2 separate regions of the Homo sapiens genome follow, and region 2 is linked to region 1. Evidence: chromatin loops called from intact Hi-C (ENCODE). Cell type or tissue: heart right ventricle. All regions are shown on one strand. Links, peaks and the distances in the headings refer to the core of each region. The heading gives the core; the rest is flanking DNA.

Region 1 (11,074 bases), core at 1,528-9,527:
TATATTACTTTAACAAATTTTAAGGTGGAAAAGTAAGCATATATATTGCATCACTTAAAGACATTTGCATACCCTGTTAAGGTATAGTCATTTACATATATAAAATAAAGAGTAGGGGAAATTAAAACTATATTTAGTAACTAATATTTGCATATTTGTCTTACTTATAAATTGCCCATATAGCCAAAGTTTATATATTAATTCAATTGAATATTAGTCTAAGGTTGGCTAAAGATCTGGAAATTACAATTTAAGCTAATATATTATGTCCATACAATTTGCAGCATTACGAGAATTCACAAGATTAACCCTTTTTGAAAGACATGCATTCTTACAAGTTCATATAGTTAAATATGATTCAATATTCTTTTACTTCTTCACCAATTTGTAGAAATAACTTACTGAACACATAGAATTTATGTAGAAATTTTTAAACTTTAAGAAAATCTTAAATCATGAGAAACTAAACCCAGATCTCATCTTAAATAAAAATTGTGCTTACATCATATTTACATGTCGATAAAATCAGAGAGAAAAAAGTTTTTTATATGCTAAAGGTCAATTTCTTTAATTTGATTAAAAGTCATCTATTTATCAGAAATATTACGTAAATTATTTTAATACAAATTAACCTCATTTGTCATATATAAAAAAATGTGCACCTGTAAGCTCCCTCAAGACAAAAGGAGTCTTTTTCCCTCAGTTCAGAACCTGGTACTGAGAAGGAGTACAATCTTTAGAATGAGCTGTCTCCAGTGTGTTTCTAAACTTCCAGGCCACACTGCTTCTGTTTTTCTTCATCCATAAGACTTATCAGTGAGTACAAAAGTATACTTTTCCCTCTCTCCTCTCTCCCTCTCCTCTCTCTCTCTCACACACACACACACACGTGGAAACACCTCCCTTATCTGCACAAACAGACCTTCTCAAGCAGTCCTGATTCACTTTCCAAAGCCCTGATTCATGTGGGAACCAAGTGAAGAAAATCAAAGTATTTCACCCCAAAATATATTTGTTTAACATATTTTGAGATGGCTGTTCAGAGGGCCTGCAAACAGGAGTAGCCCTGCAAAGTTGCCTTTTGTGAGGGAGATTTGCACTTGTAGAGAAAATCTCCATTGATGCAGCCAGTCTTTCGCTGATGGTCTTCCCTTGCCTGATCTGAGAAAAGTTAACAGAGAGTCTAATATCTTTAAAGGTCTGAAAGAAACATTCACCATCTATTTTCTCTGAGAGTTGCTACCTGTGAAATTTCATCTACATAACAAGACCACCTTTGCTAGCCAGGCCTCCTCTTTTCCCCCTCCAATAACCTGTCTTGCCATGATCCAAGCCCCCATTCTTTCTGTAATCTCAAGATGGTATGATATATAAACTTCTCTACCCTACTGGAGTAATCACTCCATCGTTTTCCTCCATGTGCACGTTAATAAATTTGGATACCTTTCCCTTATTAATCCGCATGTTCTCAGTTGATTTTTCGGCGAACCTTCAGAAGGTGAAGGAAAGTTTTCCCTTGGTGCCTACATGAGTAATAATGGACGCCTGCCTGAAGACACCAGTCCAGAAATGGCACTGACACTTTGATTGTCCTTTCATAAATCAGTGTCATCTTGAGCTGAGCCCTAACCTGATGACAGAGCCACTGCTTCTGCACTACAAGATTGCATTTCACTTGGGTTAAAAGGTCTATTTTTTTCTGTGCCAAAAATGTCCTGTCTTCTCACTAGTCCCCGCACCTGCCCCCTGCAAAAGGTCAGAGAACCTTTTTTTAAATACCAGAAGTACCACCATGTCCAACCTTCCTATTCTTGTATTTCACAACAACAAAGATTGAACCCTCCTTCCCCCACCAATAAATGATTGAAGGAAACATGAGCTGAGTGCCTGTTAATCCTCTTCATGCATTTATGAAATGTCCACCATGTTGTAATTATCATCCTCTTAATATACATTGTCACATACAGTGACTATATATAATTCAGTCTTATACTCTTCAAGACAGGCATTATTATTTCTACTTTTATAGTTAGGAAAATTGAAGCGTAAAGACTTTAAGTGACTTGCCCAAATCAAAACACCACTAAGGGATTAGAATCCAAATTTGACTGAAGCCAAGTTCGACATCACAAATAGTGCTCTTTTTGCTGCCTCTTCCCAGATGCCTGGATGTTTTCCAGTAAATGAATATATTCAGTTGGCTAACCTGGGTCACACTCTGCCAGGTTTCCTTTCCAAAGAGAGCCAAGGGAGGAGGCTGCCATTAGCACCAACACTATTCATGGCACTGCCCCCAAAGTAGTGTTTCCTGTATATTCTTCTGGAACTTGAAAGTATGAAATGCAATATTCCCGAGCATGTCATAGTGGTTGAACTCATGGTCAAGTATATATTGTGGGTCAGCAATACAGGCAAGAATGTTTTTTATATTTACAAATGCTTGAAAAAAATAAAAGAATAATATTTTGTGACATGTAAACATTCCAAGAAATTCAACTAACTTCAGTGTCCATAGATAAAGTTTTATCAGAACGTGTCCCACTCTTTCATTTACATATTGGCCATGACTGGTTTTGCACTGCAACATCAGAGTTGAACTGTTGCAATGAGACTGTAAGGCCTGTAAAGCCTAAAATATTTACTATTTGGCTCTTTCTAGAAAAATCTTGCTGATCCTATTCACAATAGCAAAGACTTGGAACCAACCCAAATGTCCAACAATGATAGACTGGATTAAGAAAATGTGGCACATATACACCATGGAATACTATGCAGCCATAAAAAATGATGAGTTCATGTCCTTTGTAGGGACATGGATGAAGCTGGAAACCATCATTCTCAGCAAACTATCACAAGGACAAAAAACCAAACACCGCATGTTCTCGCTCATAGGTGGGAATTGAACAGTGAGAACACGTGGACACAGGAAGGGGAACATCACACACTGGGGACTGTTGTGGGGTGGGGGGAGGGGGGAGGGATAGCATTAGGAGATATACCTAATGTTAAATGAAGAGTTAATGGGTGCAAGTACACCAACATGGCACATGTATACATATGTAACTAACCTGCACAATGTGCACATGTACCCTAAAACTTAAAGTATAATAATAAAAAAAAGGGAAATCTTGCTGATCCCTAGTGTAAATGATTAATCACAGAGCCATTTTAAGAACAAGATTTTTTTGTTTTGTTTGAGCAGGCTAGGGAAAGAAGAAAGGGAATGCCAGGACAAATGGATGTTTAAAAATAAGAGAAGTAGTGACATGGTGATAGAAAAACAGAGAGTTGAAAAAGAAAAGCCTTATCAGCTTCACAGTACAGCTTAGGGTCCACCCATGGCATGGGAAAGAAAATGTCAACTATCCATTTTAATCAATCAATTCTAATATAAATAAAAGTGATGATAATAATTCACATAATAATGGCATAATAAATAGCATTTCATATGAGCCAGGTACTGCGCTAAATGCTGTACACGTTTAATCTCAGGGCAATCCTTACCATGATCCTATGTCATAAATGCTACTATTCCTCCACTTTTCATGTGAAATTAAGGAATAACGGGGTCAGATGGGTGAGGTGGCCCATGCCAGTAATCTCAACACTTTGGGAGGCTGAGATGGGAAGATTGCTTCAGGCTAGGAGTTTGGGACCAGCCTTGGCAACACAGTGAGACCTGTCTCTACAAAAAACTTTTAAAAATTAGCAAGGCATGGTGGTGCATGCCTGTAGCTCCACATACTCAGGAGGCTGAAGCAGGAGGATCGCTTGAGCCCAAGAGTTCAAGGTTGCAGTGAGCCATGATTGTGCCACTGTATTCCAGCCTGGGTGACAGAGCAAGACCCTATCTTAAAAGAAAACAAAAAGAAAGAAGAATAGAGGGGTTGAGTAATTTGCCCAAGGATGCAGGGTCTGAACTGAGAACTTACTGTACAAAAGAGGAGGTCATAGCAAAACTCTTACAAATGACTATGATGCTTTTAAAAGCTCTCACCTTTGCCAAACAGGTCGGTATTGCTAGCAAGAATTAGCAGCTCTTCTCTTGCAGTGGCCTTAGAGCTAAAGGCTTGTTGTTTGATTTCAATGACAAATGTCTCCAGTCTTTGAAGATATGTTTGATTTTAAAAGTCATGTGAGGTTAAGTCTGGTAAGTGGTCAGGCTGAGTGGCAATGGTTTGAGTTATTAAAAGCAAGGTGTTCCCTTCACTATGAATGATGGTTTTCTTAGTGATAATCTTTGCCTAACTGGACAGATAATTCCAAGAAAGATATTACTGAAGAAAAAAAAAGACTCAGTTCTTGTCTTTGTAGAGCTTCCAATCAAACTAACTCTTTAAGTCAGTATGACTGTCAGTCACTGAAAATTCTAACCTTAACTATTTATTTATTTATGTATTGAGACAGAGTCTCACTCTGTGGCCCAGGATGGAGTGCAGTGGCATGATCTTGGTTCACTGCAACCTCTACCTCTCAGGTTCAAGTGATTCTCCCGCCTCAGCCTCCCAAGTAACTGGGATTACAGGCATGTGCCACCACGCCAGCTAATTTTTGTATTTTTAGTAGAGAAGGGGTTTCACCATGTTGGCCAGGCTGGTCTCAAACTCCTGACCTCAGGTGTTCCGCCTGCCTCGACCTCCCAAAGTGCCACTGCACCCGGTCTCTATTTTTTTAAATAGTCAAATGGAAGTATAGAGCAATCTATTCACACTATCTCAAAAGATTATAAATTTTTGAGTCAGGAAGGAAATTTCCATTATTGTTGGCATTGTTGGCTGTGTGATCTTGAGCAATTTCCCTGAGTCTCTGTTTCCTTGTCTGTTAAGTTAGGATACTTCACAACTTTCTCAAGAGGGACCCTGAGAGGGAATTAAAACTAATGCCTTCAAGCATTCATTGTATAAAGGGAATCAATTTCTCTTCTATCATATAGAATGGTACTAGTTATGCACCATCCTTGGGGTAATTGAGAAAACAAGTCACTCAGATCATTTCCTATGTCCTATGGCTCAGATAAAACCAGGTACTACATGTGAAAGACTGCATGAGGATTCAATAGGATAATAAATAGCGTTTATTGTAGGTATAAAATAGCATTTACTATAGGTTTAATAAATAGCATTTATTATAGGTGTTATTTATTATATGTGTAATAAATAGCATCATGTATGGCACATGGAAGGGGTACTCAGTAATATTAGTATTTTTCCTTTTCTACAGCAGGTTGGAAATTGGGCTGAGGTTTTCACTGAAGATGATAGCAGTGCCCTTCCACAGTGTGACTCTCAAGGCAGCTTCTGGGCGCCCATCTGCCCAGAATGACAATTTTTCCTATAAGGAGGCACTTTTGAAGAAGGAGAGGAAAGGGATGTTGATTGGCATTCTGTCAGGCATTCCATGAACTAAGAAATGAATGGGGATCATGCTGGTGGCTGTAATGGATCTGGCAGCCCCATAGTCACTCCTTCTTCCCTGTATTTATCTGTTTACCTAATCCACTTCTTGACCGACAGCTCCTTGAGGGCAGGGGCTAAGGACTAGTCTTTAATTGTACCTTTATATCTGCAGAGACTAGCAAATATTAATACCTATGAGGCATTAACGACTTCACGGTTTCCGAGGAAAGCCAGAAGGTATGAAACTGGGACTGTGGAGCAACCTCTTGCTTTTCATGGAACTTTTAGCCTATGAGGCACTTCAGGGAAAAGAAGTTCTTCCTGGAACCCAGGAAGCTGAGTTCCTCACGTCTCTGAGCTCAGAGCGTCTATCTCATGTCAAGATCCCTTCGACAAGTGCAGGAGAGGGTGACAGGACGGCTGCATAATCAACCCCGCCAGCTCACACGCAAGCTATGACCTCCAGAAGGGACAGGACACCTTTAGAATACTTTCTACCATTTCGCAAGCTTCTGGGCACGAAGTTCTCTAATCTCAGGTCCCCACGTGACTCCACAGTCCATTTTTCTCTTCTCACATCTCATCTGGTCAAGCTTGACTAAAATTATCTTGTGAACCACCCAAGTAAACACTTGCCTTTGTCTCTTCAAATGGTGTCGATGATATGTCAATGTACACACACACCAAACTGATATAGTATCGCTAGCAGTGTCTCTTTAAAGAGGAGATGTTTTGGAAGGCAGGACACTCTACAGTAAGAGCCTTTTGCTGTGCAAGGTTCACAGCTGTTGCTGTGGCAACTCTCACAACCTCGCTGAGTATCCAAATAAATAGTTTGTTCTTTTTTTTCCTCCCTAAGTAAGATGGGGGAGGGGGACGATCGATGAGACTTGCTATTGGGATCCATTTGGAGTTCTGGAGTCAGTGCAAAAATTGAGGTTTCCTAAAACGACAAAGAAATAAAGGCTTTGGGAAAAGCCCACACCCCTCAAAGGCTGCAGATGGAAAATGGAAGGGAACTGCGTGCTGGAACCTTAGCAGGCGCCGTGGCTTTGAAAAGAAGCTCCCAGCAGCAAACACCCAGGCAGAAAGAAAGAAAGCTGCGGGGTTCCGACCCCACATTCCGGCGGAGAGCTCGGGCCTCTCTGCGGGGGGGACGCCCAGCCTCCCCCGGCCTGCCACCCCAACCCCCCTCCTCCGCTCCCCCCACAGACACGTCTAAACAGCCCAGGATCTCCGGTTAAACAAAGAGAGTGGTATGCCTTAAAAAAAAAAAAAAAAAAAAAAAAACAAACAAAAAAAAACTTTTATTTTCGTGTGATAGGTGATATGTGGAAAATTAATTACAGGAAATAGCACTGCGAAAAGCAGCAGCATTCGTCTTTAAATGGATATGGTCCCCCCCTTCTCCGCCCCCCTCCTGGCTCTTCCTCAGCCCGGCGCAGACAGACACCGCCCCTACCCTCCCCCAAACTCTTTTGTTATCAGTTGAATCACGTCTCGTGCCAAGCAAAAGGTCATTTCAGGTCATCTTGGAGATGAAAGGACGGGGTAATGTATATGAAGGTGCGGGAATTGGCAAGCCCAAAAAATATATACATACACATATACATATACATATACATATACATATACATATACATATACATATACATATACATATACATGCACATAGAGACAGAGAGAGAGAGGTGGGGCAGCGCGGGGGCGGGGGGAGCGCGGTAGTGGGGATGTGAGAAACGCCAGCATTCTAACAAGAACAGAGTGATGCCAGAAAGACGCAGGAAATGTTTCAAAGCATGACAAGCACTGTCCAATCTGTAGCTAATTCCTTATAAAAATAAGAATGTGGCTTATAATTGTTAGGTGCCTGGAGGGTAATTAGAGTTTCTAATTGTTCTCATCCACAATCTCATTTTTGACCCTTCATCAGAGAGCGAGAGATGCCGCCCATTGCGAAAGTGCGCGTTCTGGAAACGTGCTGCATCTGCGGGGCTTTGGCGAACGTGCTCTGCTGGGCCAGAGAGGCGGGACATATCAGACTTAGAGCCTCCACCAGAAGGGGGTTGGGGGCAGAGGGTTGGCCTGGTCCAGTCACCCTCTTGAAGGGAATTTAACCACCAGGGTATGTGGGCAGTATATTTAGGGTGTTTCAGTAGCAAGCACAGATCACTTTGTTTGGAGATAAGAAGAGAAAAAAAAAACGAAACAAAAAAAAAAATACCTTGCATAGAGTTGTTGTTGTTAATGTTTTCCCTACACTGTTTACTGGGTAGGGATGGCATGGTTTTTTATTTCTCTACTAAAAGAGACGCCACTCCCTCCTTTGAGTTTGTAATTCAATGCCATTTCAATAAAGACAATTGGCTCTCGCTGTCTCTGAATTCTTGCCAAGTGCATTTTCCCCTTTCTTTTCCTTCCCACTGCTGTATTTGAATGTCCTGTATTTGCCTCATCAATTTTTTTTCTAAGAAGCAAGTTTGTTTTTTTTTTTCCAATAACGCAGATGCCAACAGCAATCTATCAAGCGAGTGGGAGGTTTAGGTAATAAATCGTTTGTTCCCAGATACCAAAAGTTTCTTACATGGAAACTCCCCCTATAGCCTCCGCTGCCATGGGCTCCGCTCCACTCCCTCTTCTTACTAGTCAAACTCCATCTACCACCCCCCATTCTTTCCACACCCACAGCAATTCAAACAGGGAGGCTTCTGAGGCAACCAGTTAAAGGTAAGCTGATTCTTGACAGGTTCTGTAATAGTAAAGCCAATGAGATTTGGTAAAATTCGTCTGTTACCCCATCAGTCCTGGAAAATAGCTTTTTACAATGGTTATCATCTCAATGTGTGGCACCTGCTAGAGAAACTGGCCTCCATATATGCCTATTCCCCAACTCACACCATTATAAAGGCATACTCACTAAAGTTATACTAGCTTCCTCATTACTAGAGTCATGTGTTTCTAAAGAAATACAAGTCATTTCTGTAACTGTTGTAGATGCTAGCAGCAGAAAGCTCAACATCCTGGGGGTTTGAAGGGAATGGACTCAGTTCTTAACAAAATGGCATTCGTATATATGGGGTGTAGGGAGGTGGTCATTGTGCAGAATGAAGGGAGGAAGGAATAGAGAGTAGTCCAGAGGGTCGGGCAAGATACCTTGATTTAGCCAAAGTCAGCAGCTACCTGATTAATAATTGAAGTGCTGTTAATACGTGGATGAGGATTGTCTGATGCTTACACCAATCAGAGGATGTGGCACCCCCAAGTAACCAATGAGACTTCTCAGGCATTGGTCCTTTTCCATTCGTTACATGCACCCTGAGGAAAAACCCCAAGGCAAATCTGATGATGTCGGCTGGGGCATGCAACTGTCACATAGAGAAGATGGCAAGTTTCCTCTATTTATCATTTCTGTTGAGCAGTATTGTATTATACACACGAGCAAAGCAACAATATTCCATGTTTATGTCTTGCTAGATCACCTAGAAGTTCCGACAGACTTAAAATACAATCAGGCATTTCCCATGCCTTACTGAGAAGGAAGAAAGAAAGGGATCTAGTAGTGATTAAATAATCACTATGTATCATGTGATAGTCACTTTAAATCACTATCACTCAGTCCTCACATCAACTCTGTGGATAGTGTAATTATTTCATTCACTGGCGAGGAAACTGACAATCAAGGTGGGTTGAGTAACCTAATTAGAGATCACCACACATCTAACAAGAGAAGGGAAGAAAGCTCACATTTAGTGAGCACCCCTTGTTTCAGAGACTATGCTTAACTTATCACACATCTACTTTCAAATAACCGTATGCTATGCATAATATTGTCTCCATATGATAGATGAAAGTGAGATTCAAGAAACTTAAGTAACTTATTCAAAGTCACAAAGTTGGTAAATGCAGGAGCTGGAATTCAGACTCAAGCCAGTGTGACGCCCAAAGCTCATGCTGTTTGCCTGCAACTGATGCCTCAAATATTAGCCTGGGATAGAAGAATGAAAGGTTAGTTATCAGCCTTACTCCCAATAGGACAGCACACAGTATATCCTCAATCCCTATAAGCTTACCTCGAAAAATTTACCTTGGCATGTATATAAAGACTGTCCATGATTGGGCATAATGAACAAAGTCCCATTTGTCTAAAGGAAACTGTTTCAGACAGTTTCACGGAGGATCACAAATATAAGCCTTTAGGTCTGATCTTCAACTCAGACCTCATGAGCGATGTTGGTTTGCTTAATGTTTCAAAGGCAGGAAAAGTGAAAGACAGGAAATTCCCTGGGCTTATTCTCATTCTAGCTTTTTACTATTAAGTCTAAGATTATTTCTGAATGTAATCACCAAATCTGTCATTTTCAACTGATTTGGCCATTTTAGTGTGTGGCATTTATTTACTCAATAAAATATTGAGTGCTTACTAGGCACCAGGCAATGTGCTCTATGTTAACCATACACCAGTGTTTGTGCAATTGACAGAGTAATGCTGCCATTCATTGTTTAGGGAACATCAGAGGAGAAGGAGAAAAAGAAGGAAGATCGGGAGGATGTAATGAAGTGGGTGGATTTGGCAGACTAAACTGAGTCTGAGGTGCCTGCAGAAGCACCTGCTGGTGCTTCCTGATAAGTAATTGGAATTATGGGTCTTGCTTTCCGGAGACAAATCTGGACTAAAAATATAGTCTCAGGATGGACTCACATATGGCAGATGGTAACTCAAGTCATGGTGGTAACTGAGATCATCTGGGGAAACAGGGCAAAATGGGAAAAGAACGGGACTTAGAATAGCAGAGACCAGAAGAACCTAATGTTTAAGGGATATTTGGGATCAAGTACGTTCCCCAATTTCGTATGTGGCAAAGTAGGCCACCCTTTTCATTAATTTGCTAATTTATCCAACCAGCCCTTACCCATCACCTCCTATATGTTAAGTGCTCATAATGCAAGCATGAGTAACATCTGATTCCTTGCCTTGAGGGGATATAATAGAGGAGAATTCAAATGTATTTATATACAAAGATCTGTCTATATTCTTTCTGAAGGAAAAAAAGAGATTGGTGAGACAGGCTCATAGTGGTAATGATTTTTTTAATTAATGAATTTATTTATTTATTTTTGAGACAGAGTTTTGCTCTTGTTGCCCAGGCTGGAGTGCAATGGCACTATCTTGGCTCACTACAACCTCTGCCTCTGGGTTCAAGCGATTCTCCTGTCTCAGCCTCCCGGGTAGCTGGGATTACAGGCACCCGCCACCACACCCAGCTAATTTTTATATTTTTAGTAGAGATGAGTTTTCACCATGTTGGCCAGGCTGACCTGCAACTCTTGACCTCAGGTGGTCCACCCGCCTCGGCCTCCCAAAGTGCTGGGATTACAGGTGTGAACCACCATGCCCAGCCGATATATTTTTTTAATTTTTTACTTCCATAGATTATTAGGAAACAAGTGGTATTTGGTTACATGACTAAGTTCTTTAGTGGTGATTTGTGAGATTTTGGTGCACTCATCACCTGAGCAGTACACACTGCACCCAATTTGTAATCTTTTATCACTCATCCCCTTCCTACCCTTTCCCCCTGAGTCCCCAAGGTCCATTGTATCATTCTTATGCCTTTGCATCCTCATAGCTTAGCTACCACTTATGAGTGAGAAGATATGATGTTTGGTTTTCCATTCCT
Region 2 (11,074 bases), core at 1,107-9,106, 91 kb before region 1:
AAGAGAAAATTTTTATTTATAATCACTCTTTTTGTTGTTGTTGTTTTTGAGAAGGTGTCTCGCTCTGTCACCCGGGCTGGAGTGCAGGGGCACGATCTTGGCTCACTGCAACCTCTGCCTCCTGGGTTTAAGCAATTCTCCTGTCTCAGCCTCCTGAGTAGCTGGGACTACAGTCGCCTGCCACCATGCCTGGCTAATTTTTGTATTTTTAGTAGAGACGGGGTTTCACCTTGTTGGTCAAGCTGGTCTCGAACTCCTGATCTACCCTCAGGTTCGAGATCACCTCTCAAACTCCTCAGGTGATCCACCCACCTCGACCTCACAAAGTGCTGGGATTATAGGCGTGAGCCACCATGCCTGGCCTATTTATAATCATTCTACTCTATATTTTCAAAAGATATTTGAACATCCATTAGGCTAACTGCTATGGATAGATGCCTTTTCCTTTGTAATCTACAATCGGATAATGTTTTCCCAATTTGATGAATATTCTTATTAGTTCAGAGAAAGAAAATAATATGTTTGATTCTATACCTTCAATGGCCCTAGTAATTTCCAGCAAAGAATTCTAAATTAATCCAGGAAGATACTGTAGGGTTTCTTTCATTGTATTTCCTTCCAAAGGTAGTGGTGGCCCTGATGAACCACAAGCTCTGTGATGCCCAATCACTTTACCTCTCCAAGTCCCTCTTGCATCATCTGCAAAATTAAGGCATCAGTTTCAAAGACCTCTCCATTCTCTTCTACTCTAACAAGCCATAAATCTCGGAATATATTCTGGGTTTGGCCCGAGTACATCTTTACGTAGATATTTTATCTATCTTGCTACAATAACAACCACATGCCCCAGATGGGAAAACTATGCTGGAAAAAACCCAAGGCTCTGTCAGCATAATGCATGGGTGTGGTGAAGACAGGCAACTAGATTGTGTGTGAGTCAAAAACATGATTAGAAAAAGGCAGATTCTGATAAACAGCTCAAGCTCATGGAATGTAGCTAAGAAAGACAGCATATAAAATAGTCCATTGATTTAGAATGTCACAAGTCAGAGAGGGTAGTAAAAACAAAATAAAACAAGAGAAGGGAAAAGATGCTTTTAGAGTGACAATACAGTGAAACATCGCTAAATACTGTTCAGTTATTGATACTAAGCCTACATTTTCATTTAGGTGGTTTTTAAACTTTCTTAGCCCCAGAATTTGTAGTCAAATCACACCATCGCTCACCCCTCTCACCCCAAAATGAAATTCTGCATTATCCTGAAATGTGTGATTTGCATTTGAGAAAATTTTGAGTTTTTCAAACATGGGTTTGAGGAAAACAAAAATGGAAAAGAAACATCCCTTCTAATTATTTCCACTCTAAATATTTTTCTTAAAAAGAGGATAGTTGCTTCCTATGTAACAAACCTGCACATTATGCACATGTATCCCGGAACTTAAAGTAAAATTTAAGGCTGGGCGCCGTGGCTCAGGCTTGTAATCCCAGCACTTTGGGAGGCCGAGGCGGGCGGATCACGAGGTCAGGAGATTGAGACCATCCTGGCTAACACGGTAAAACCACGTCTCTACTAAAAATACAAAATATTAGCTGGGCGTGGTGGCGGGCGCCCGTAGTCCCAGCTACTCGGGAGGCTGAGGCAGGAGAATGGCGTGAACCCAGGAGGCGGAGCTTGCAGTGAGCTGAGATCGCGTCACTGCAGCCTGGGCAACAGAGCGAGACTCCGTCTCAAAAATAAAAAAATAAAAAAATAAAAAATTTTAAAGATAGTTTCGAAGAACACCAAAACCTTCATAATCTCCACCATTATCTAAAAATTTGCTCATAACTTATTTCAGAATTTGAAAGTACACAGAAACTACTTCTCCCATTACATGACTGAACATACATAGGTTCAAAGAAGTCAAGTAACTTGACCAAGGCCACACAGCTGAAAACAGGAACGTAATCGTCCGGGCTGCAGGTTTCTCTAAGTCTTAGACTACACTGCCTCGCTCGCCTCTTGTTTGGAGTAAAATGCTAGGCAACAAAGCTCCCATGGGCAGCCTTTTGGCAGAAATCTACTTCTGTTGGGGTGAATTGCTGAACCCCAATTGCTAAGAATAGCTGAAAGCACCTTGGAAGGAGTGCTGGTTTCTAAAGAAATCCCCACTTAAGGAGTGTGCCTCCTTCCCCTCAGCCCATCTGTCGTTATGAATCTCGAGTAACGCATCAGAGATCATTCAATCTATGGAAACATATTGAAGGTATTATATATGTCAGAGATATCTTCTTTCATATTTCCATTAAAAGCTCCCAGCTATGCCAAAAATGCTTCATTCCCAAATGAGGTACATTTCAGTAAACGAGATGACGGATAGGACTTAAAGAATCCTCTAAGGAAGAAGGAAAGTTGCAAAAAGAGAGGAAAAACTTGCCAAAAAAGAAAAATGCAGGCAGTTTCATAAGAAAGGGTTTCTTCCTTTAATGATACACTATCTTTAAGGCCTGTAACCTGTGAAGTACAACTTTCCATTCATGTCACCTTTCCAAGCTTCTATTTCTAAATTAGATAGCAAAGATCAGTGGGCCAAAAAGTGGACAGAAATAAGTCTATGTGGATATGCATGTGTTTGTGAACACACGTGCACAAGTGCTCCTGTGATCATGGGATGCATTGTTTATTGGAAGAAATGCAGTGATTCTAAAAGTGTTCATTTCCAAGTCTTTTCCCAATTTCACCTAGTGGCCTCAGAGTTGTACGATGTACATTTAAACTTCAAAGGATCTTTCTACTTTAGGGAAGACTTTTTTCCAACAAATATAGTTTTTTTAATTTATGAAATTCCCAGTCTGTTTCAGATACAAAGTGAGAAACTGGAGATGCAGTTGTGACCAGGATAGACCAACTCCTGCCCACATTTAGATTTTATTCTATCAAGAAAGTCTTAAACACATCTTTAGGACAACTTGTTACACATGTGTCAATGAGATCTAAAGAGAGTGCCCAAGTCCTAGAGACATGGCAGGGAGCAGCTAACTCATTCGCATCTCTAATTCTCTAGATAACCTCAACACTTACAACTTGGAATCCTTGCAAGGTCCGAGGATATCTGTGATACCACACTGCCAGAAAAGAGACACAACAAAAACTACTGGGGTGATTCTTCCTATTCATTTGAAGCTACCCTTGTCCCAATGCTTTAGTAATTACCAAGCCTCTAGTTACTGTTCAGTTATGAAGTTGCTTGACCTCACTCTGACATTTGCTAATGAAGATTATTCTTATATATACACCCAGGACTCCACATAGTACATACTCAATTAATATGATGTATGATTAAAAAATAGGTAATACTAAAAAAATAGAAATCTGTATCATAGAGATGCAACATAGTCATAATACATTCAATTTTTTTTTTTTTTTGAGACGGAGTCTTGCTCTGTTGGCCAGGCTGGAGTGCTGTGGCACGATCTTGGCTCACTGCAACCTCCGCCTCCCAGGTTTAAGCAATTCTCCTGCCTCAGCCTCCTGAGTAGCTGGGATTACAGGCATGTGCCACCACGCCCGGCTAATTTTTGTATTTTTTTAGCACAGACGGGGCTTCACCATGTTGGTCAGGTTGGTCTCGGGCTCCTGACCTTGTGATCTGCCTGTCTCAGCCTCCCAAAGTGCTGGGATTACAGGCATGAGCCATTGTGCCCGGCCAATACATTCAATTTTTTAATTATCATTTAGTTTTCATAGTACAGTTAACACTATTAAAATAAATGAATATTACATGCGATTTTATAAGCAATCCTTTTCCTTGTGAATTTTATCACTCTACATATTCAATACTCCTTTACCCTCCACCTTCATGGAAGGTAATTCAATGGCTTTCTATTGGAGATTCCAAAAGTGCTCAGCTGAGCACATCAGCACATGCTTTGTTCACTTAACAAACACCCAGGAATGCCTAGGACATAGAAGGGAGTTGGCATCAATATAAGCCACCATGTATTGTATGTAATATGTCATCAACTGAGCACACAAAATGCTAAAACAAAATTGGTTGCCAGTTCAGTTTTAAGGCATCACAGGAGATCTGATTATTGTATTTATTCCTTTTCACCTTCCTCTGGTTCTAGAATCTATCTTCCTGTCACACACTCCTGACATTTTCCAATTCCCACTTGCTTGAGGGTCAAATAGCCTAATCTCCCCCTTTCTCTCTCACTAGCGATTGAGTCATGATTTCTATGCAAATAATCAATATGCTGTGTAGCCACAAGTTCACTGCCCTCTCTACTTTAGAAAACAGCCAGTAATGTATCCAATTCATACATATATTCAAAAAGCCAATTTTCCATTATTACAACACCATTTTTTTTTTTTTGAGACAGAGTCTCACTCTGTCTTCCCAGGCTGGAGTGCAGTGGTGTGATCTCAGCTCACTGCAACCTCCGCCTCCCAGGTTCAAGTGATTCTCATGTCTCAGCCTCCCAAGTAGCTGAGATTACAGGCACACACCACCACACCCAGCTAATTTTTGTATTTTTTGGTAGATACGGCGTTTCACTATGTTGGCCAGGCTGGTCTCAAATTCCTAACCTCAAGTGATCCACCCACCTTGGCCTCCCAAAGTGCTGGGATCACAGGCGTGAGCCCCTGCACCCAGCCTTATGACACCATTTTCTATAGAAGCAAAACTCTTCTCATTAACATTGCCACTGCACTTGGCCTAATTCAATGTCTGGAAAGTTAGTATTATTCTTTCTACTGATAGAGATTAAGTTACATTATTTTAAAATAATTCTTCAGCATTCTGATCATTCTTTATTTGGGAAATAAAACAAATAAATGATCAAACCATTCTCCATTCTAGGTTCCAAAGACCTTGGCTGACTGTTGTCCAATCCACACAGCACTCTCATAACTATTTGTTATTCCAAAGAATTCAGACAGATTTTCTCTTCCTAATGGCAGCAATAATCATACTCCTTTCCTATCTATCTGTAAGTATCTATCATACTCCTTTCCTATCTATCTGTAATTTTGCACTGCAAAATCTGGAAAGTTTCAAAAGTATCATCTATTATTTTACCTTTGTTAAAATCATATTAAAAGGTACTATTATGCCCATTTTACAGGTAACAAAATTTATCTCAATTAAGTTTAATGACTTGCTCCAGTTAAAATAGCTACTAAGTGAAGAGCCTGGGATACATCTGGGTCTCTTTAAGTCTCAGTCCACAGCCTTCCTCCATAATCTTCTTGCCACATTTTCTTGTCCCCAGCTGGTGTTCAGAACATGCTGTCTCCAAAACACACGTTCCTGAACACAAAACTTTCTTCTTTTTTCCCCATGAACTCACTGCCTTCAGGAACTCTTTCTAAATTAAGAGGAAAAAGATATCTAAAGCAAAGAACTCAGGGAGAAATTGTAGGGGTATTTTTGTATGCGTGCTTTCTTTAAAATGCAGCTTCCTTGGAGATATTAACGATTTCGCCAATGTTATCCAGGCTTGGCATATTTGTAGAGTCCCAACACAGTTTCTCCTCACCAAGGGATGGAATATCAGACAGTATGTCACTAACAGAGAGGGTGTTAGGGATAGAGGACAGACCTCAGAATCTCCTGTCTCTAATCACTAGGCACCTTTCCAACTGGGCTATAAAAGCCGTAGCACTCTCAGTTGTCTGATGCATTCTGACACAGTAAAGAACGGCCATAAGCAGGACCCTGCCGCACCGTCCTTGGACTGGCCTGGAGGCAGCCACGCTCTTCCTTCTACAGCAATTTCTCATGTCTACCCATTCATGAGAAACTTTCATGGCTATATTACAGTCAGGAGTCAGAGGCTCCTATCACTTGTTCAAGGGAATCTCAAGCCTCTTCCTAAACTCATCTCCTGTACAACCTTCTGAGCCCCTCAATGCACACACGTGTGCTCCCAATACCACCTCCATCACAGCTAAAATGTATCAAATTCTTTCTTCATTTATGTTGAAAAACTCTATTTCAAAAAGGATTTTAAGCATCCCAGGCCAGGGAGATGCTCTCAGTTCCACCTTCTTTCCTCAGCCACTTAATAACTTTCTCGCCACCACAACCTGGCCCTCTCTATAATAGTGACTAAACTAAAATTGTCATTGATGTGGCACTTTAAAAAAAATAGTGAAAATTTTAATTTCCATTCTTCATCATGAACGTCCACAAACAGGAGAAAAAACAACATGGCCAGATAATTTAAATCAAATATCCTAAGACAGAAGCAGATGATCCTGGAAGAATGCAACTTACAGAGGGATGGTTTTCCTCAGGGTTCACCAGCTCCAGAACCACCTTTGCCTTCACTCCTACTCCTATTTCTCTCCAAGCTGCCTTCCTCCCATTTTTCTGCAAGTGAATCCTATTTTGAAAACTAGCCCCATCGTCTTTGCCTCTGAAGATCTGTTTCCTACTTGGACTGGAGGATGGAGTGTCTCCTTAATCTGTGTTTCTGGAGTTTTGTCAATGTCTCCATTCTGCCATATCTCACATGGCATTGTAATCAGTTGGTTGTTTTTTTTTTTTACCCACTTCTCACAGTAGGCTAGGAGATCCTCAGGAAGATAAACTATGCCTTCATTATAATTGTCTTTAGTACCTGCTAAATCTGGCATGTAGCAGTCTCTGGTAGGATTTGTTTTCTGCATCTTACAGTACCATGGGGTCATCTGAGTATCTGCTGATACCTTTGTGTTAGCACTTTAGTGTCTTAGCTAGGACTCTATGTCTTGTGTTTATCTTTACCATCAAACTAAGCTTCTTGGGGGCGGAAGGATGGCATTTCTTTCTGGAACTCTCACAGCACCTACCACCATGCTTTGCTCATGGTTGGTGTTCAAAGATAAATAATTATCACCAGTAATTATCATTCCCCTGTAGAGGTATGTAACTTCCAATAACTAAAGTCCCAGATAGATATTTGTGATATTGTTCCCAAGCAGAATTAGGTCTTTAGTCCAAGAATAGGATGCCAAGCCTTTGCAGGTATTCATGCCACATGACTGCCTCTAATTTTGCAGGAATTCATGCCACTTGACTGCCCTTTTAGTCATAGTCCCTGCCCATAAGACCTCCTTTGGTTGAGCGGAGATGAGAAACTGCAAGTATAAAAGGCATCCTTTTTCTTCATGAGAGCACAACCACGTAAAAATAAGCACAAAACATTAATATGAAGGATGATGGCATCAAAAATTAGGAATGTGTGGAAGCCATGTAAAGTGCAATAACTATTAGTATCGGGTTCAAATCCACATGGTCAAATTCCAACCACTATCTGAGATCAACAGTCTTGTCATTTCTTGGTTCTTAGGTAACTATGAGCTCAAGTTATAGCAAAGCATGGAGCAAAATGAAAGTTAAAATTCACTTATGCTATAGTTAATTTTACTACTAACTGGTAACCACCAAAGTGAATGGTAAGTTTGACAAAACATATATTAACCCCTTCCCTGCTGGTAAATATTAGAATCCTCTAACATTCCCCCATTCCTAAAAAAGTAGGGGACAATTTCCTTGATAAAGAGAAAGCCTTGAAGAGAAAATGAATGGTAATTTATATCAGATTGTGACTTTGTGATAAATAATTCAGAAATACTTTTAAGAATATTTGTTAAAACTTTGTCTATGCACCAAACAGAAAGCCAAATCATGAGTAAACTCCTATTCACAATCGCTACAAAGACAATAAAATACCTAGGAATCCAACTTACAAGGGATGTGAAGGACCTCTTCAAGAGAACCACAAATCACTGCTCAAGGAAACAAAAGAGAACACAAACAAATGGAATAATATTCCATGCTCATGGATAGGAAGAATCAATATCGTGAAAATGGCCATACTGCCCTAAGTAATTTGTAGATTCAACGCTATCCCTATCAAGCTACCAATGACTTTCTTCACAGAATTGGAGAAAACTACTTTAAAGTTCATATGGAACCAAAAAAGAGCCTACATTGCCAAGACAATCCTAAGCAAAAAGAACAAAGCTGGAGGCATCATGCCACCTGACTTGAAACTATACTACAAGGCTACAGTAACCAAAACAGCATGGTACTACTACCAAAACAGATATATAGACCAATGGAACAGAACAGAGGCTTCAGAAATAACACCACAAATCTACAACCATCTGATCTTTGACAAACCTGACAAAAACAAGAAATGGGGAAAAGATTCCCTATTTAATAAATGGTGCTGGGAAAACTGGCTAGCCATATGCAGAAAGCTGAAACTGTGTCCCTTCCTTACACTGTATACAAAAATTAATTCAAGATGGATTAAACACTTAAATGTTAGACCTTAAAACTATAAAAACCCTAGAAGAAAACCTAGGCAATACCATTCAGGACATTGGCATGGGCAAGGACTTCATGACTAAAACACCAAAAGCAATGGCAACAAAAGCCAAAATAGACAAACAGGATCGAATTAAACTAAACAGCTTCTTCACAGCAAAAGAAACTACCATCAGAGTGAACAGGCAACCTACACAACAGGAGAAAATTTTTGCAATCTACCCATCTGACAAAAGGCTAATATCCAGAATCTACAAAGAACTCAAACAAATTTACAAGAAAAAAAACAAACAATCCCATCAAAAAGTAGGCAAAGGATATGAACAGATACTTCTCAAAAGAAAACATCTATGCAGCCAACAGACACATGAAAAAATGCTCATCATCACTGGTCATCAGGGAAATGCAAATCAAAACCACAATGAGATACCATCTCATGCCAGTTAGAATGGCAATCATTGAAAAGTCAGGAAACAACAGATGTTGGAGAGGATGTGGAGAAATAGGATGACTTTTACACTGTTGGTGGGAGGGTAAATTAGTTCAACCATTGTGGAAGGCCGTGTGGCGATTCCTCGAGGATCTAGAACTAGAATTACCATTTGACCCAGCAATCCCATTACTGGGTATATACCCAAAGGATTATAAATCATGCTACTATAAAGACACATGCACACGTATGTTTATTGAGGCACTATTCACAATAGCAAAGACTTGGAACCAACCCAAATGTCCATCAATGATAGACTGGATTAAGGAAATGTGGCACATATACACCATAGAATATTATGCAACCATAAAAAAGGATGAGTTCATGTCCTTTGCAGGGACATGGTTGAAGCTGGAAACCATCATTCTTAGCAAACTATCACAAGGACAGAAAACCAAACACCGCGTGTTCTCATTCATAGGTGAGAATTGAACAATGAGATCACTTAGACACAGGGTAGGGAACATCACACACTGGGGCCTGTTAGGGGGTGGGGGGCTGGAGGAGGGATAGCATTAGGAGAAATACCTAATGTAAATGATGAGTTGATGGGTGCAGCACACCAACATGGCACATGTATACCTATGTATCAAACCTGCATATTGTGCACATGTACCCTAGAACTTAGAGTATAATAAAAAAAAATTGTCTATTCACAACTATACACCTGCACTGCCCAAGACACTAACCATTAGTCATACAAAACATGGCTATTGAATGCCTGAAATGTGCTAGTCCAAATGGAGATGTGTGGGAAGTATAAAATACACTTCAAAATGCGTAGACTTAGTAAAACCATGTAAAATATATCATTAATAGTTTTTATATGAATTTTATGATATACTTTAGATATAAGGGCTTAAATAAAATATATTATTAAAATTAATTTTAACTGTTTATTTTTACTTTTTTGATGTAGTTACCATAAAATTTTAAACTGTATATGTGACCTGCATTTTATTTCTATTCGGCAATACTACTAGAGATGACATTGCAGCAGAAACCCCGTAAAACATGGCTTATGCTACGATTCACACTGCTTTCCTCAAAATCTAGTGCAGGTAAGACAGTCTGGGATCAGCTTTAAGGATATATAGTGAAATTCACCACAGCAGAAACCGTAAAACTTGTAGCCAAATTTAAATGGAACTAAGGGGAGGAAGAAACAATGAAAATACAAAAGAACGGAAAATTCCAAAACCGTAACTTTTTGATCCTAGAAAATAGCGTATGCAGTCCTCTACTGGAGACACATACTGAGACACTACCTCCTCCCACCTCAAATCCTTCCTATCCAGCTCCCTGATGAAGACCCATCAGGTCACTCCTCCCATTAACTATCCTCCCATTAACTATCCTCAGGAGACACTAAAAAGTACTGAGCTTGGTAATGAGAGACAGACACTCCTTCTGCTACTATGGATGGATAGTTACTGAAGGTCACTAATATCTGATGCAAATTTCCAGGTGTTCTTTACGGAAAGGATGGTAGTCTTTGGTCCTTTCAAATGGACAAGTATAATTTATTTCATATGTTTCTATCAGAAGCACAAGAGGCAAAACCCAGAGGGGGATAATACTTACGAAATAGAAAGCAATTACATTTCTTTTTCCTCCAACTTCCAAGACAGGGAGGAAAATTCATTGATGAGTATTTATTAGCTAATGATGAAAGGGCACTTCAAAAATGAAAATGGCTCTAAAATGCACTGCATTATCCTGATTGCAGAAAATGGAGACTAAAGAGAAAGGGCGCTCTATAAAATGTCCTCGGCAATTGGCTCTGTCTCTCATGAGCCACTCAGATTTCTTTGTCCCTCCCACCATAATAACTTGTCTTCATGGTCATAGCCAAGAACGCATTCTTTGTTTGGTTACATAAGCTTCTAAAAATAGTAATTTATCATGGAAATGCTAAATGATCCTTGAATATAGTGTTTTAATGGACTATTAAGTTATTCCAGTGTCTATTTTCTTTAACATATTATAATTAAAGATAAAATCTTTTTTGGTGCTTTTCAAACTAGAAGCATATCAGTCTCATGCTTTGGATATTTTTTCATCTTGAAAAACATGAAGAAAGGTTTCCTGTGGTCAAAGAAGTTTCACCACAGGCAGAGAGATGAATTTTCTCCTCATTACTGAGGTCCAATAAAAAAAAAAAAGAGGAGGCTAATTCAAAGTGTAATTTATTTTTTCTGTCTGTCTAGCTAGATTTGATAAATGAATTCAAAGTAAAATAATCTGAGAAATTAGCTGGCCAAATATTTAAAG

What was found. Peaks named below come from ENCODE experiments on the same cell type or tissue, not always from the same donor. Only the 100,000 strongest peaks of a DNase experiment are listed, where the experiment ranks them.
Region 2: a loop joins it to region 1, with 2.9 times the contacts of the local background. A loop is called at or near these places in 4 of 110 quality-filtered maps.

What each region holds. Positions count from the first base shown.
Region 1 is chr11:122,434,144-122,445,217 of GRCh38, forward strand. No RefSeq gene overlaps it. Among named protein-coding and RNA genes, the nearest start is that of MIR100HG, 17 kb to the left of the region's middle. RefSeq lists an enhancer at 7,282-7,946. In heart right ventricle, for the core only: no CTCF peak of the experiment used is centred there; DNase peaks (open chromatin) are centred at 5,848, 6,858, 7,108, 7,395 and 1 weaker place; H3K4me3 peaks cover 2,359 bases; H3K27ac peaks cover 4,065 bases.
Region 2 is chr11:122,343,606-122,354,679 of GRCh38, forward strand. All of the region lies in intron 1 of MIR100HG (mir-100-let-7a-2-mir-125b-1 cluster host gene), which reads right to left. Among named protein-coding and RNA genes, the nearest start is that of MIR100HG, 74 kb to the right of the region's middle. In heart right ventricle, for the core only: no CTCF peak of the experiment used is centred there; a DNase peak (open chromatin) is centred at 5,724; H3K27ac peaks cover 1,977 bases.